Regions from separate parts of the Homo sapiens genome. Here all the other regions are linked to region 1. Evidence: chromatin contacts called from ENCODE Hi-C or POLR2A ChIA-PET data. All regions are on one chromosome and are shown on one strand. Each heading gives the region's core, a stretch centred on a gene start or an enhancer-like site at or near the end of the contact. The rest is flanking DNA. Distances are from core to core; before and after follow the strand shown. Region 1 holds the start of POP4 (POP4 ribonuclease P/MRP subunit). Region 2 holds the start of ZNF254 (zinc finger protein 254). Region 3 holds the start of ZNF43 (zinc finger protein 43).

Region 1 (4,532 bases), core at 2,016-4,515:
CATGCCTGCCACAGACCTGGGCAGTTCTCTCTCCTGAGGGCCTGTCTCCTGGCTGGGCTGTTTCCTGAGCTCTTTTTGCACTAGCCAGGTGCTAAATGCTAAGACTGAGGCTGACAGACTGATGCTGATCTGTCAATAGTAACGCAGCCTTCCTTCTGTGGGAGAGCAATGGGGATGGGAAGATAGGGTACATATAGCCTTCGAGGGAGCTCACAGTATGATGGTGGGAACTCTGCTTCAGCTTTGCACCTGTAGATGCTAACTAAAAATTAATTCACTCTCGTCATTGTGACTATAATAGGACAATGATCTGATTCTCTTAAATACCTGAGTGGCTCATCTTTCATGGAGAAGCAAAATAAAGGTATACTGGTCTTTCAAAATCTTGCTTTCAAGGTAATGCTCTCATTATGAGCCACAAGAGGAACTTTTGCAAAACTGACAAAGCAGGCCGAGGCATTCAGATATAATCTGTAAATTTCACTTATGATATGTGATTGCACACCTTCTGCAGAAGTGCAGAGGGCACAGTGACAAGGTTGAATGATGCTGCCCACCACGTGGGCACAGCCTGGTGTCCCCAACACAGTGGGAAATGATAAAAGGTTAAGGAAAGCCTCATTTTACCAAACTTGACTTTGGCACAACAGAAAAGGAGGCTGGCACGTGGGAACAGGTAATGAGAACTACAGACTTTGATCCAGCCTTAGATGTCTGCCAGAAAAATGAGGAGTATGATGTGGGAAAGGACATCTCAATCAGTGCTGGGGGCTCAGAAGCTACTGAGCCATCTTTGCCATCACCTCTGTTGCTCCTGGACTCCCTGCCAAGAACTGACCTGGACATCGGAGTCATTCGCCTCTTTCTGAGACAATGCATGGTAGATCACACCTGGGGGATTAAAAAAAAGAAATGATCAATTCTTGTTGGGTATGGCTGTAAGACCCAAGACTTTTCTAACTATGAAAATAACTACGCCACTAGGCGCAGTGGCTCATACCTGTAGTCCTAGCACTTTGGGAGGCCAAGGCGGGCGGATCCTGACCCAAGGTCAGGAGTTCAAGACCGGCCTGGCCAACATGGTGAAACCCCGTCTCTACTAAAAATACAAAAATTAGCCGGGGATGGTGGCTTGCACTTGTATTCCCAGCTACATGGGAGATTGAGGCAGGAGAATCGCTGGAACCTGGGAGGCAGAGGCTGCAATGCGCCAAGATCGTGCCATTGCACTCCAGCCTGGGTGACAGAGTGAGACTCTGTCTCAAAAAAAAAAAAAAAAAAAAAAGAAAAGAAAAGAAAAGAAAATAACTACACTTCTACACTTATAGCAGAACAACTGCTTATTCAGAGATAGGAGAAGATGAGGTTGGTATTAAGAGCAAAGCTTTCTTGGATGCCTCTTATCCCACCCTCTGGCCACATCTATGCTAGAAGTTCCAAGCACATGGTTTAAAAAGAATGCTTCTCAAAATTTAACGTGTGTAAAAATCTCTGGGATCTTATTAAAATGCAGATTATTGGTCTCCTACCCTAGATCCTGAGTGTTTAACATATTCCCAGATACTACTGCAGGTCAGTGAATCACATTTTGAGTTGCATTGGTTTAAAATACCCCAAGTTAGAAGCTTGAGCACTTGCTAACAAGGTAACTCATTAAAAGTTATATGATATAGCTGTCTAGGATGTAGATGGTTAGAAATAGGTTTTGTTAACTGTAAGATGTTTAAAAAGATTCTTCACATTTTAATATGAAATTATAATGTGTCACATAATCGATGGTGTCCTGAACTGATAAAATACAAGTTTTTCCTTTAAACTCAAAATATACATTGGTCAATAAAGTTTCAACCTCTAAAATAAATTCCACACTTCTGTTTCTTAATTTTTTGAAAGAAGAAAACCATGGCACTGGGGACAGAGTACAGGTGTGAATGGAATAAGAATGGGACTACTAAGGCCTGGTTTATGAGCTAAATAGCTAGAAAATGTAATTTACACTATACTCTGTAAATTTAATTCCAGCTTTCTTGTACTTCCCTGAGAATGTTTGATGCAAGGTGGTTACAAGTTTTTTTTTTTTGTTGTTTGTTTGTTTGTTTTGATACTGGGTTTTGCTCTGTTGCCCTGGCTGGAGTGCAGTGGCACAATCATAGCTCACTGCAACTTCGACCTCCTGGTTTCAAGTGATCCTCCCACCTCAGTCTCCTGAGTAGCTGAGACTACAGGTGTGTGCCACCACACCTGGCTAATTCTTTTTTTTTTTTTCCAGTTTTTGTAGAGACAGGGTCTCGCTATGTTGTTGCCCAAGTTGGTCTTCAACTCTTGGCCTCAAGTGATCCCCCTGCCTCAGCCTCCCAAAGTGCTGGGACCACAGGCGTGTCCCACCACACCCAGCCAGGTATGTTTGTTTGATCAAGCAAACCAATGTGGTTGCAAGTTTTATATATAGCATCTAGTTCTCCCTCAAATGGAAGATGGGGATTATAAACTGTAGAGAGCAACTTGCGGGGCCTGATAACTTTGCTTCATCTGTTACAGGTGCTTAGTAACAGACTTGGAAGTCTTTCTGCAACAATACACATCTAACAATTACTGAACATCCATTACTTGCCAGAAACCTCATTACAAGGTACACATATTTTTTCTCATTACACTTATGTGCATGAGCAAACTGAAGCTCAGACATGCCGAGACAATCTACTTGATCATATAGGTAGAAAGTGGCAGAGATGAAAAATAAAAATTCTGATTGAAGGCCCAGTCTTAACGGTGTCTACACGCCCCTCCTTGGCACATGTCTTCTACCCCTAAGGACCAAAGCTTTGGGTTAGTGATATCATTCCCCAGCAGCTCTCGGCGCTTTGCATCAGGTTAAGAGTGTGAAACCAGCTCGCAGAAAGGAGCAGGATCTTGACCGCGGTCACCCCGGGAGATAGTGGCCAAGTTGAGCCAAGGCCTGGAACCCTCCTCTAGCATCGCACACCACTGAGCAGCCTCCGGGAGAACCTGCCTCCAGCCCTGACATCCCTCCCTAGCTCAGAGGTCGAGCCAGGCTAACCCGTGCTCCAGCCCTCAGTTTTTCTTAGGTAGGGTGGGCCCATTCCTGTAGCGGTTCTGTTAGGACTCCGCAGCAACAGGTAGCCCGGACCCATTTCACCCACCAGTACCAAGACCCCGACCCTTAACGTCCCCAACCCTCTCCAACTTCGCGGCCCCGCTTACTCTTCATTCTCGGACCGCTTCCGGCGCTCTCTGATGACGCACTGGCAGCTGCTGTCGCAGACTCTCGGAGCTCGGAGATGGCGCTATGCGTGACATCACCGGCGCTCGCCCACCTCGGGGGCGCATGCGCCTGGAAAGGGATTCGGCTACTGAGAACGTCGTAGGCGGTGTTGCTGAGCAGTGGGGAGGAGTGGGCTCGCTTCCTGGGGTCTTTTCCGCCTGCATCTTTTGGGGGACAGGCAGTAGGGTTGGGGTAAAGGCATGTGGAATGCTTGCTAAGGCCTGGAGTGGAGCGAGGCGAGGCGACTTGGAGAGGACTCGAAGGAGGTTGGGGATCTGGGAGGGCGGAAATGGGACGGGGACGGTGGGGTGAGGTCTTTGTCGTCCCTAATCAGCGCCCTTACGGATGAGCCGAGGCAGCTTCCGCTGTGAGCACGGGCACCGAAGCTGGGACAGCAGGCTTAGGTTCTAGTTCCGTGTCTGCTGCTAACTAGCTGTTTAACCTCGCTTAGGGCACTTCCCATCTGTAAGCCTCACTTGCAGTCTGTGCTGTGAGTGGGGTCGGCCTCACAGGTAGTGATGCGCCGCCTGGGTCCCTTTGATAGTTTCAGAAAGCTTTCTTGAGACTCAGAATATTTATTAGTTTTTATCAATAAAAAAATCATAGCAATAAGATCAAAGGTGGCTCACACCGTGGGAGGCGCAGGCGGGAGGATCTCTTGAGCCCAGGAGTTCGAGACCAGCCTGGGCAACATCGGGAGACCCCATCTCTACAAAACATTTAAAAAAAATTATCCAGGCGTGGTGGTGCGTGCTTGTAGTCCCAACTACTCGGGTATCTGAGGTGGGAGGATCAGTTGAGCCCAAGGAGTTTAGGGCTGCAGTGAACCTGGATTGCGCTACTGCACTCCAGCCTGGGTGACAGAGTGAGACCCTGTCTCCAAAATAAATAAATAAATTCCATATAAATAAATAAATGAATAAACAAACTCCATTGCTCAGTGGAAAGGTGCAGGAAGGCCTGGTGCAGACTTCTCAGCAGTGACCCAGTGTTGGGCAGAACTGTGGAGCCCCAATTTCTGCTGAGCACTGGGCCTGTGCTGGGTGGGAGAGAAAAGAAATACGGTCCCTTTATGCTAAGTCAGTGGTTCTCAACTTTGAGTACAGTATACATTTCTTTACAGGGGATTCTGGGAGTATGTCCAAAGGTTTTAGTTTGAGAAACATTGGCTTAAACAATTTCTTTGGTGGTGACCTTGTACCATTTTGATTTTAAACATTAGACTGCAGGCACTGAAATTGGTTCATCC
Region 2 (4,183 bases), core at 1,487-3,986, 5.5 Mb after region 1:
CACCATGCCTGGCCCTCGTTTTTGTTTTGTTTTGTTTTGTTTTCTAGAAATTTTTTACTATTTTTCTGTTCTCTAAAGGAAACCAGGAGGCAGAAATTATTTGTTTTCTCCTCAATACTGGTATCTGATTGACTGACCAGCAATGTGTCTTTAAGAAATGAAAGCTGGGTTGGGTGAAGACAATATTAATGTCTCATAAAATTAGCTTTAAAAAAAAAAGTGCACTAGGAAATGCCTTTTAGACTCAGGGCATCCACCTGCGCACTTGGGACGCTACACTCAATACCTCAGATTTTCCTATGAGAGAATATGACCCAGAAGCTGATATTTACTAGACACTCTAAGCAGACATAGCCATGGTGGGTATCTTCGTTTATCCCAATACAGTACTGAAACCCAGGTCCAAGAAAACCGAATGGTGACTGAAGACACATCACACTATAGTTTCCAAAAGGAAAACTTGACCCAAAAACATTCTGATAAGATATCTGTGACTAGGGAAGATAGAAGAAAAAAAAACGCAGAGATATTTTACAATACAGTGTCAGGAGATTATTCTTTGCTTTCTTCTCATAGGAAATATTTACAAAAAGAAAACAAACCTTTTTAAATGTGCCATCAAATGCTTTGTCAAAAAATGATTAATTGGCCGGGTGCAGTGGCTCACGCCTGTAATCCCAGCACTTTCGGAGGCCAAGGCGGGCGTATCACCCGAGGTCGGGAGTTTGAGACCAGCCTGACCAACATGGAGAAACCCTGTCTTTACTAAAAACACAAAATTAGCCAGGCATGGTGGCACATGCCTATAATCCCAGTTACTAGGGAGGCTGAGGCAGGAGAATCGCTTAAACCTGGGAGGCGGAGGTTGCGGTGAGCCGAGATCGTGCCATTGCACTCCAGCCTGGGCAACAAGAGTGAAACTCTGTCTCAAAAAAAAAAAAAAAAAAAAAAAAAAAAAGATTAATTGGCCAGGCGAGATGGCTCACGTCTGTAATACCAGCTCTTGGGGAGGCTGATGCAGGCGGATCGCTTGAGGCTAGGAGTTTGAAACCAGCCTGGACAACATAGTGAAGCCCGGTCTCTACTAAAAATACAAAAATTAGCCAGGCGTGGGGGCGGGCGCCTATAATTCCAGCTACTTGGGCGACTGAGACAAGAGAATCATTTGATCCCATAAGGCAGAGGTTGCAGTGAGCCTAAATCACACCACTGCACCACTGCACTCCATCCGGGGTGACCGAGCAAGCCTCTGTCTCAAAAATTAAAATAAATAAATAAATAAAAATTAAAACAGGTATCAAAATCTACCCTAAAGGACAAATAGATGATAAAGTGAATTAGGGAGGGGACATTGGCATTTGGGAATGTCAGACAAAACGGGAAATTTAGTATTTTCCTGCAAGCCAGAGTTAGGCTGGAGGAATAGGGGATGAGGGGTGGACTTGAGGCCCTGCTTGGGATACATGTGAAAATTTCAGGAAAAAAGCAGTCCCCTGTGGAGTGTGAAAATAATTAAGTGGCAGGCAATTAGATTGAGGTGGCTCTAGTCCCCGGATTTCTACTTCTAAAAAAAAAATCTAAACTCAAGAGCATTTTTTGGTAAATTACTACATTAGCGGAAACAAAATTCTTGCTTAACCAAGAATAAGCTGACAATTAAGCTCTGATTACATAACCAGGATATTCCCACCTTAAATGTAAAAATTAAGAAACGAGGCTGGGCACGGTGGCTCACGCCTGTAATCCTAGCACTTTCGGAGGCCAAGGTGGGTGGATCACCTGAGGTCAGGAGTTGGAGACCAGCCTGGCCAACATGGTAAAACCCCGTCTCTACTAAAAATAAAAAAATTGTGGTGGCGGGCGCCTGTAGTCCCAGCTACTAGGGAGGCTGAGGCAGGAGAATCGCTTGAACCCAAGAGGCGGAGGTTGCAGTGAGTCGAGATCACACCACTGCACTCCAGCCTGAGCAAAAAAGTGAGACTCTGTCTCAAAAAAAAGAAAAAAAAAAAAAAAAAACGACAACCTAGATTGCTGTACCTAGCCAATTATTGAATTTGGTTTTCTTTATCATGAACCTTGTAACAATCTTTTCTTCAGGCCCCTTCCATGGACCACAAAAGTACAAACCACAGCTGGGTGTGGTACAATTTTTGAATCATTCTTTTATTAAAGTATTTAATATTTTTGCAGTGACGCCCATAAATTTTTAATGGGAAAAAAGAGGGCCTGGGAACCCCACAGACCAAAGCTCTTCCCGTTCATGAACCCGCAACCCGAGTCAGGATTCTCCCCTGACGACCCTCCCCGGGTCCCTGAACAATCTGGGAGAGACGCGGGGCTGCGGGTCCACAGCTGCCCAGAGAGGGCTCCAGGACAGGGCACAGTCACTGCGCAGGGAAGAAACAGGACTCCTGGGGGTCTGGCTGTCAGCGCAGCCGCCATCTTATTTCTGAAGGGGACTGAGGTCGAGCTGGGCGCAGATTGTGGAGCTGACTGGGGGGAGGCCTGAGTCCCGCCACAGCCGCTTCCCACCAGTTCCAACCAGCCCCCTCCCCTCTCTCGGGATGTCGGACTGGCATTCTCACCATTTCTAGGCTTCTAGGGGGTCCTGGCATCTTAGCTGTGGATCTCCAATACCTGCTGGTAACAGCGCCACAGAGGCTGGGCCTCTAGGAGCAGAGGACACAGAGCAGTGAAGACAGACCTGGGACTCCGGCGACAGCGAGAGACAAAGGCCCCGCCATATCCCGGAAGCCGCTTTGTCCAGTCCAGCTGTGTGCCTGATTGGACAGTTCCCAGCCCAACGTCCCTAGTTGGATAACGTTTAAGGCCCCGCCTACTCAGACCCTGAGTGATAGAAGATGTGATCACACCCTAGGCTGAAGAAAGAGTGACAGCCTAAGCTGCAGCCTTATCGGGCAGGGCTTCCTCCCTGAGCTGAGCCAGGCCCACCCCAGAGCATGGGAAAATTCTATATCTTTTTTGCTCTCTCTCTTTTTCAATGTATTCAAAATGTGAACAAACATATTTTATGTATATTAATAATACATATAATTTTTGTTCAAGAGAAAATCAACTTTTACTTTAGTAATAATGTATTATCAGCACTAAAGCTAATTTGATAAACCGTTATAAGTAAATCCATCAGCTGGGCGCGGTGGCTCACGCCTGTAATCCCAGCACTTTCGATGGCCAAGGCGGGCGGATCACATTAGGTCATGTGTTGGAGACCAGCCTGACTATCATGGTGAAACCTCATCTCTACTAAAAATACAAAATTAGCTGGGCGTAGTGGCACGTGCCTGTAATACCAGCTTCTCGGGAGGCTGAGGCAGGAGAACTGCTTGAACCTGGGAGGTGGAGGCTGCAGTGAGCGTGGATCGCGTCATTACACTCCAGCCTGGACAACAAGAGTAAAATTCCGTCTCAAAAAAATAAAAGAAAAAAAAATTAGCTGGGCATGGTGGCGCACGCCTATAACCCCAGCTTCTCGGGTGGCTGAGGCAGCAGAATTCCTTGAACCCGGGGGGCTGAGGTTGCAGTGAGTCAAGATCCTGCCACTGCACCCTAGCCTGGGCGACAGAGCGAGACTTTGTCTCAAAAAATAAAATAAAATAACAAAAATAAAGTCCATCAAATTTGTCTTTTTGACCATTCTAGATTTTTATACATATTTTATGATCTCTTATACTTTTTTTTATTTTTTATTTTTTGTCTAGACGAAGTCTAGCTCTGTCGCCCAAGCTGGAGTACAGTGGCGCCATCTTGGCTAACTGCAACCTCTGCCTCCTGGGTTCAAGCGATTCTCCTGCCTCAGCCTCCCGAGTAGCTGGGATTACAGGCGTGCATCACCAAACCTGGCTAATTTTTTGCATTTTTAGTAGAGACGGGGTTTCACTATGTTGCCAGGCTGGTCACGAACTCTTGGCCTCAGGTAATCCACCCGCCTCAGCCTCCCAAATTACTGGGATTACAGGCGTGAGCCATCGTGCCTGGCCATTTTTTAAATTTTTATGTTGTATTTTAATCTACATTATTTTTATATTTTCAATTTGAAACAACCTTTAAATAATTTCAAAGTAGACAAAATGTTTCTAACTTTCTTCATCAAAAGCATATTTTGCTTTTGTTTATACACTGTTTTTTTATTTCCAGGAGAGGCTTGCTCTTTCGCCCAGGCTGA
Region 3 (3,986 bases), core at 360-2,859, 7.8 Mb after region 1:
CTGCTGGGCATGGTGGCTCACACCTGTAATCCCAGCACTTTGGGAGGCTAAGGCGAGCAGTTCACCAGGTCAGGAGACATCCTGGCTAACAGGGTGAAACCCTGTCTCTACTAAAAATACAAAAAATTAGCTGGTATTCATAGAAAATATAATTTTTAATTATCGAGTAATCTGAATAAATGAATATATCATAAAAAAATTAGCTGGGCATGGGGTCATGCACCTGTATCCCCAGCTACTTGGTAGGCTGAGTCAGGAGAATCGCTTGAACCTGGGAGGCGGAGGTTGCAGTGAGCCGAGATTGTGCCACTGCACTCCAGCCTGGTCGACAGAGCAAGACTCCGTCTCAAAAAAAAAAAAAAAAAAAAAAAAAAAGTAAGTGTAGGCAAATGTAGATGCAAATACACATCTGTTTACACAAATTCCTACTTTCAAAATCACAGAGAATGGTCACTTTTTAGCCTTTTTATGAATAAAATCCTGGATTCCATTTATTATTCCATTAGAACTTCTGTACCTATTTTGAAATTTGAGATTAAATTGTCTTTTGCTGAGTTTGCCCAGTTTATATTTCAAGTAATACTATATCATGGGAACACATTAGAGATTTTCTATATTTTTATGTTTTACATCAGTTTCTAAAACCTGGAAATTATCTTGTTTTGAATTTCTTATGAAAATGGAATACTATCCACTAAGAATATTCCATTAGCATACTGCAACTTAAAGTCAGGAGATCTAAACTTTTTCTGGTAACATTACCTATATTTAGTTTTTTAAAAAATGTTCTCTTTTTGTATATGCTTTTTAATTTGCTTTTAAAACATGTGCATAACATTTCCTTGAATTCTATTAATGGACCTCAATGCTTTAAAAAAATTTTTTGATAAAATAATTCAGTCTGAATGTGATGGTTCATGCCTATAATCCCAGTACTTTGGGAGGCTGACTTTGTAGGATTCATTGAGCCCAAGAGTTTGAGACCATTCTGGGCTATCTAGTGAGGCTTCATCTCTACAAATAAAAATATGATAACAAATTAGCTGAGCATGGGGCCACATGCCAGTGGTCCCAGCTACTCAGAAGGCTGAGACAGGTAAATTGCTCAAGCCTAGATTGCTGAGGCTGCAGTGAGCTGCAGTCATGACCCTGCACTCCAGCCTGGGTAACAGAGACTCCCTCTCAAGAATAAGAAAAACCCCACAGAGGATAAATAATAAAATATTCAATGTTTGTAATACTTCCTACTCAAAGGGCCAGAAGCCAGGAAGGTCATAAAAGCTGAAATTCAAAAACAATTGTTTTCATTTTTTAGTATCCATATAGTATATTACTTATAAGTGAAGATGACCTTATACACAAGGTTAAAGGCAAATACCCTCTGGGTTGGGCCTGCTCTGCTCAGGGAGGAAGCCCTGCCTGAAAAGGCGGCAGCCTAGGCTGTCATTCTTTCTTCTTTCAGCCCAGCGTCTGATCACATCTTTCATTCAGGGTTTGCGGGGGCAGGACCTTAGAAGTTATCCAATCAGGGACGCTGGGCTGGAAACCGTCCAATCAGGCACGGGGCAGGAGAGGACAGGGCGGCTTCCGGGATGTGGCGGGGCCTTTGTCTCTGGCTGCAGTTGGAGCTCTGCGTCTCGTCTTCGTTCTTCTGTGTCCTCTGCTGCTAGAGGTCCAGCCTCTGTGGCTCTGTGACCTGCGGGTATTGGGGGATCCACAGCTAAGACGCCAGGACCCCCCGGAAGCCTAGAAATGGTGAGAGTGCCGGTCCGACATCCCGAGAGGGGGAAGGGGCTGTGGCGTGACTCAGGCCTTCCCGCAGTCAGCTCCACAATCTGCGCGTGCCGGAGTTCTTGCCCAGCTCGGCCTCAATCCCCTTCAGCCATAAGATGGCGGCTGCTCTGGGAGGCAGCCCCGGGCGTCCTGTCTCTTCTCTGCGCAGTGACTGTGTCCCGGCCTGCAGCCCTCTGTGGGCAGCTCTGCAGCCGCAACGCGGCGTCTCTCCCAAATTGTGCAGGGGCCACAGGAGGGTCGTCAGGAGAGAATCCTGACTCGTGATGCAGTTTCATGAATAGGAAGAGCTTTGGTCCGTGGCATTTCTAGTCCCTCTTTTGGTCTATTAGAAACAGGAGAGTCGGCCGGGCGCGGTGGGTCACGCCTTTAATCCCAGCACTTTGGGAGGTCGAGGTGGGTGGATGACGAGGTGAGGAGTTCGAGAGCAGCCTGGCTAATATGGTGAACCCCGTCTATACTAAAAATACAAAAATTAGCTGGGCGTGGTGGCGCGCGCCTGTAATCGCAGCTACTAGGGAGGCTGAGACAGGAAAATCGCTTGAACCCAGGAGGCGGAGGATGCAGTGAGCCGAGATCGCGCCATTGCACTCCAGCCTGGGCCACAGAGTGAAACTCCCTCTGGAAAAAAAAAAAAAAAAAAACTAAACTAGATTTTCCTTTATTTCTGACATTCCCAAATGCCACCTTCTTCTCCGCAATTCACGTTATCAACTATTTTTTCTTTTTTTTCTTTTTTTTTTTTTTTTTGAGATGGACTTTCGCTTTTGCTGCCCAGGCTGGAGTGCAATGGTGCTATCTCGGCTCCCTGCAACCTCCGTCTCCCGGATTCAAGCGATTTTCTTGCCTCAGCCTCCTTAGTAGCTGGGATTACAGGTGCCTGCCACCACACCCAGCTAATTTTTTTTGTATTTTTAGTAAAGACGGGATTTCACTATATTGGCCAGGTGGTCTCGAACTCCTGAGCTCAGATGATCCACCCGCCTCAGCCTCCCAAAGTGCTAGGATTACAGCACTTAAAAATAGCCACCGAGCCGGGCTATTTTTTTTTTTTTTTTAGTGTACATTTTAGATACAGAGATACGTTTTAGATAAAGATATTTTAGATATCTGTATATTTTTGATACAGATATTTTAATTATTTTTTGAAAAATCATTGGATGGACTTAAATAAATTTTCCTTTCTTCTTTCCTTCTTCTTTCTTTCCTTCCTTCCTTCCTTCCTTCCATCTTTCCATCCTTGCTTCCATCCTTCCTCTCGCTTTGTTTCCCAGGCTGGAGTGCAATGGTGCAATCTCAGCTCATTGCAACCTCCCGGGTTCAACCGATTCTCCTGCCTCAGCCTCCCGAGTAGCTGGAATTACAGGCACCTGCCACCGTGCCTGGTTAATTTTTTTGTATTTTTAGTTGAGACAGGGTTTCACCTTGTTGGCCAAGCTGGTTTCGAACTCCTGACCTTGTGATCCACCCGCCTTGGCCTCCCAAAGTGCAAGGATTACAGGCGTGAGCCACCGAGTCCGGCCTAAATTTTGTTTTCTATTTGAAAATATTTTCCATATTGAAAAGAAAGCAAAAAATAATCCCCTTACACTGTTTGTAAAAAATAAAAATCTCTGTGCCTCTTTTCCTTTTCTTTTTTTCTTTACTTTTTTTTTTTTTTTTTTGAGACAGTGTTGCTTTGCTGCCCAGTCTGGAGTGCAGTGATGTGATCTCTGCTCACTGCAACCTCTGCCTCCCTGATTCAAGTGATTCTTTTGCTTCAGCCACTCCAGTAGCTGGAACTACCGGCACCTACCACCATTCCCAGCTAATTTTTGTATTTTTGTTAGAGACAAGGTTTTTCCATGTTGACCAGGCTGGTCTCGAACTCCTAACCTCAGATGATCCACCCGCCTCCGCCACCATGCCTGGCCTCTTTTTTCTTTTTGTTTTCCCTAGGCACAGGACTCTTTTTTTTCCCCCGCCCCGCCTTAAGATGGAGTTTAGCTCTTGTTGCCTAGGCTTGACTGCAGTGGAGCCATCTCAGCTCACTGCAACCTCTGCCTCCTGGGTTCAAGCGATTCTGCTGACTCAGCCTCCCGAGTAGCTAGGACTACAGGGATGCACTACCACGCCTGGCTAATTTTGCATTTTTAGTAGAGACAGGGTTTCCCCATGTTGGTCACGCTGTTCTCAAACTGCCGACCTCAGGAGAT

The links. A loop is a pair of places that touch in the nucleus more often than their neighbours do. ChIA-PET counts read pairs that join two places held with the same protein, here RNA polymerase II (POLR2A). Pooled maps may share reads with other maps.
Region 2: a map of CD8-positive, alpha-beta T cell shows a loop between it and region 1 (17-fold over the local background). The contact joins the promoter of ZNF254 here to the promoter of POP4 in region 1. A Hi-C loop is called at or near these places in 1 of 168 maps with a recorded cell type or tissue (CD8-positive, alpha-beta T cell) and 2 of 50 pooled maps. POLR2A ChIA-PET finds 5 or more read pairs at or near these places in 1 of 52 experiments (naive thymus-derived CD8-positive, alpha-beta T cell).
Region 3: a loop to region 1 is called in a pooled map, with 2.9 times the contacts of the local background. The contact joins the promoter of ZNF43 here to the promoter of POP4 in region 1. A Hi-C loop is called at or near these places in 1 of 50 pooled maps. POLR2A ChIA-PET finds 5 or more read pairs at or near these places in 2 of 52 experiments (CD4-positive, alpha-beta T cell and WTC11).

Annotation. Positions count from the first base shown.
Region 1 is chr19:29,605,016-29,609,547 of GRCh38, reverse strand. POP4 (POP4 ribonuclease P/MRP subunit) reads right to left here and starts at 3,265. Exons shown (of 7, transcript NM_006627.3): 1 at 3,223-3,265; 2 at 839-891. The coding sequence starts at 3,229. RefSeq lists an enhancer at 3,123-3,612.
Region 2 is chr19:24,085,740-24,089,922 of GRCh38, reverse strand. It overlaps ZNF254 (zinc finger protein 254), which reads right to left and starts at 2,736. Exons shown (of 4, transcript NM_203282.4): 1 at 2,586-2,736. The coding sequence starts at 2,615. RefSeq lists enhancers at 2,361-2,450, 2,511-2,560, 2,611-2,690.
Region 3 is chr19:21,833,805-21,837,790 of GRCh38, reverse strand. ZNF43 (zinc finger protein 43) reads left to right here and starts at 1,609. Exons shown (of 4, transcript NM_003423.4): 1 at 1,609-1,755. The coding sequence starts at 1,753. RefSeq lists enhancers at 572-1,544, 1,656-1,815, 1,836-1,885, 1,926-2,015, 1,545-2,518.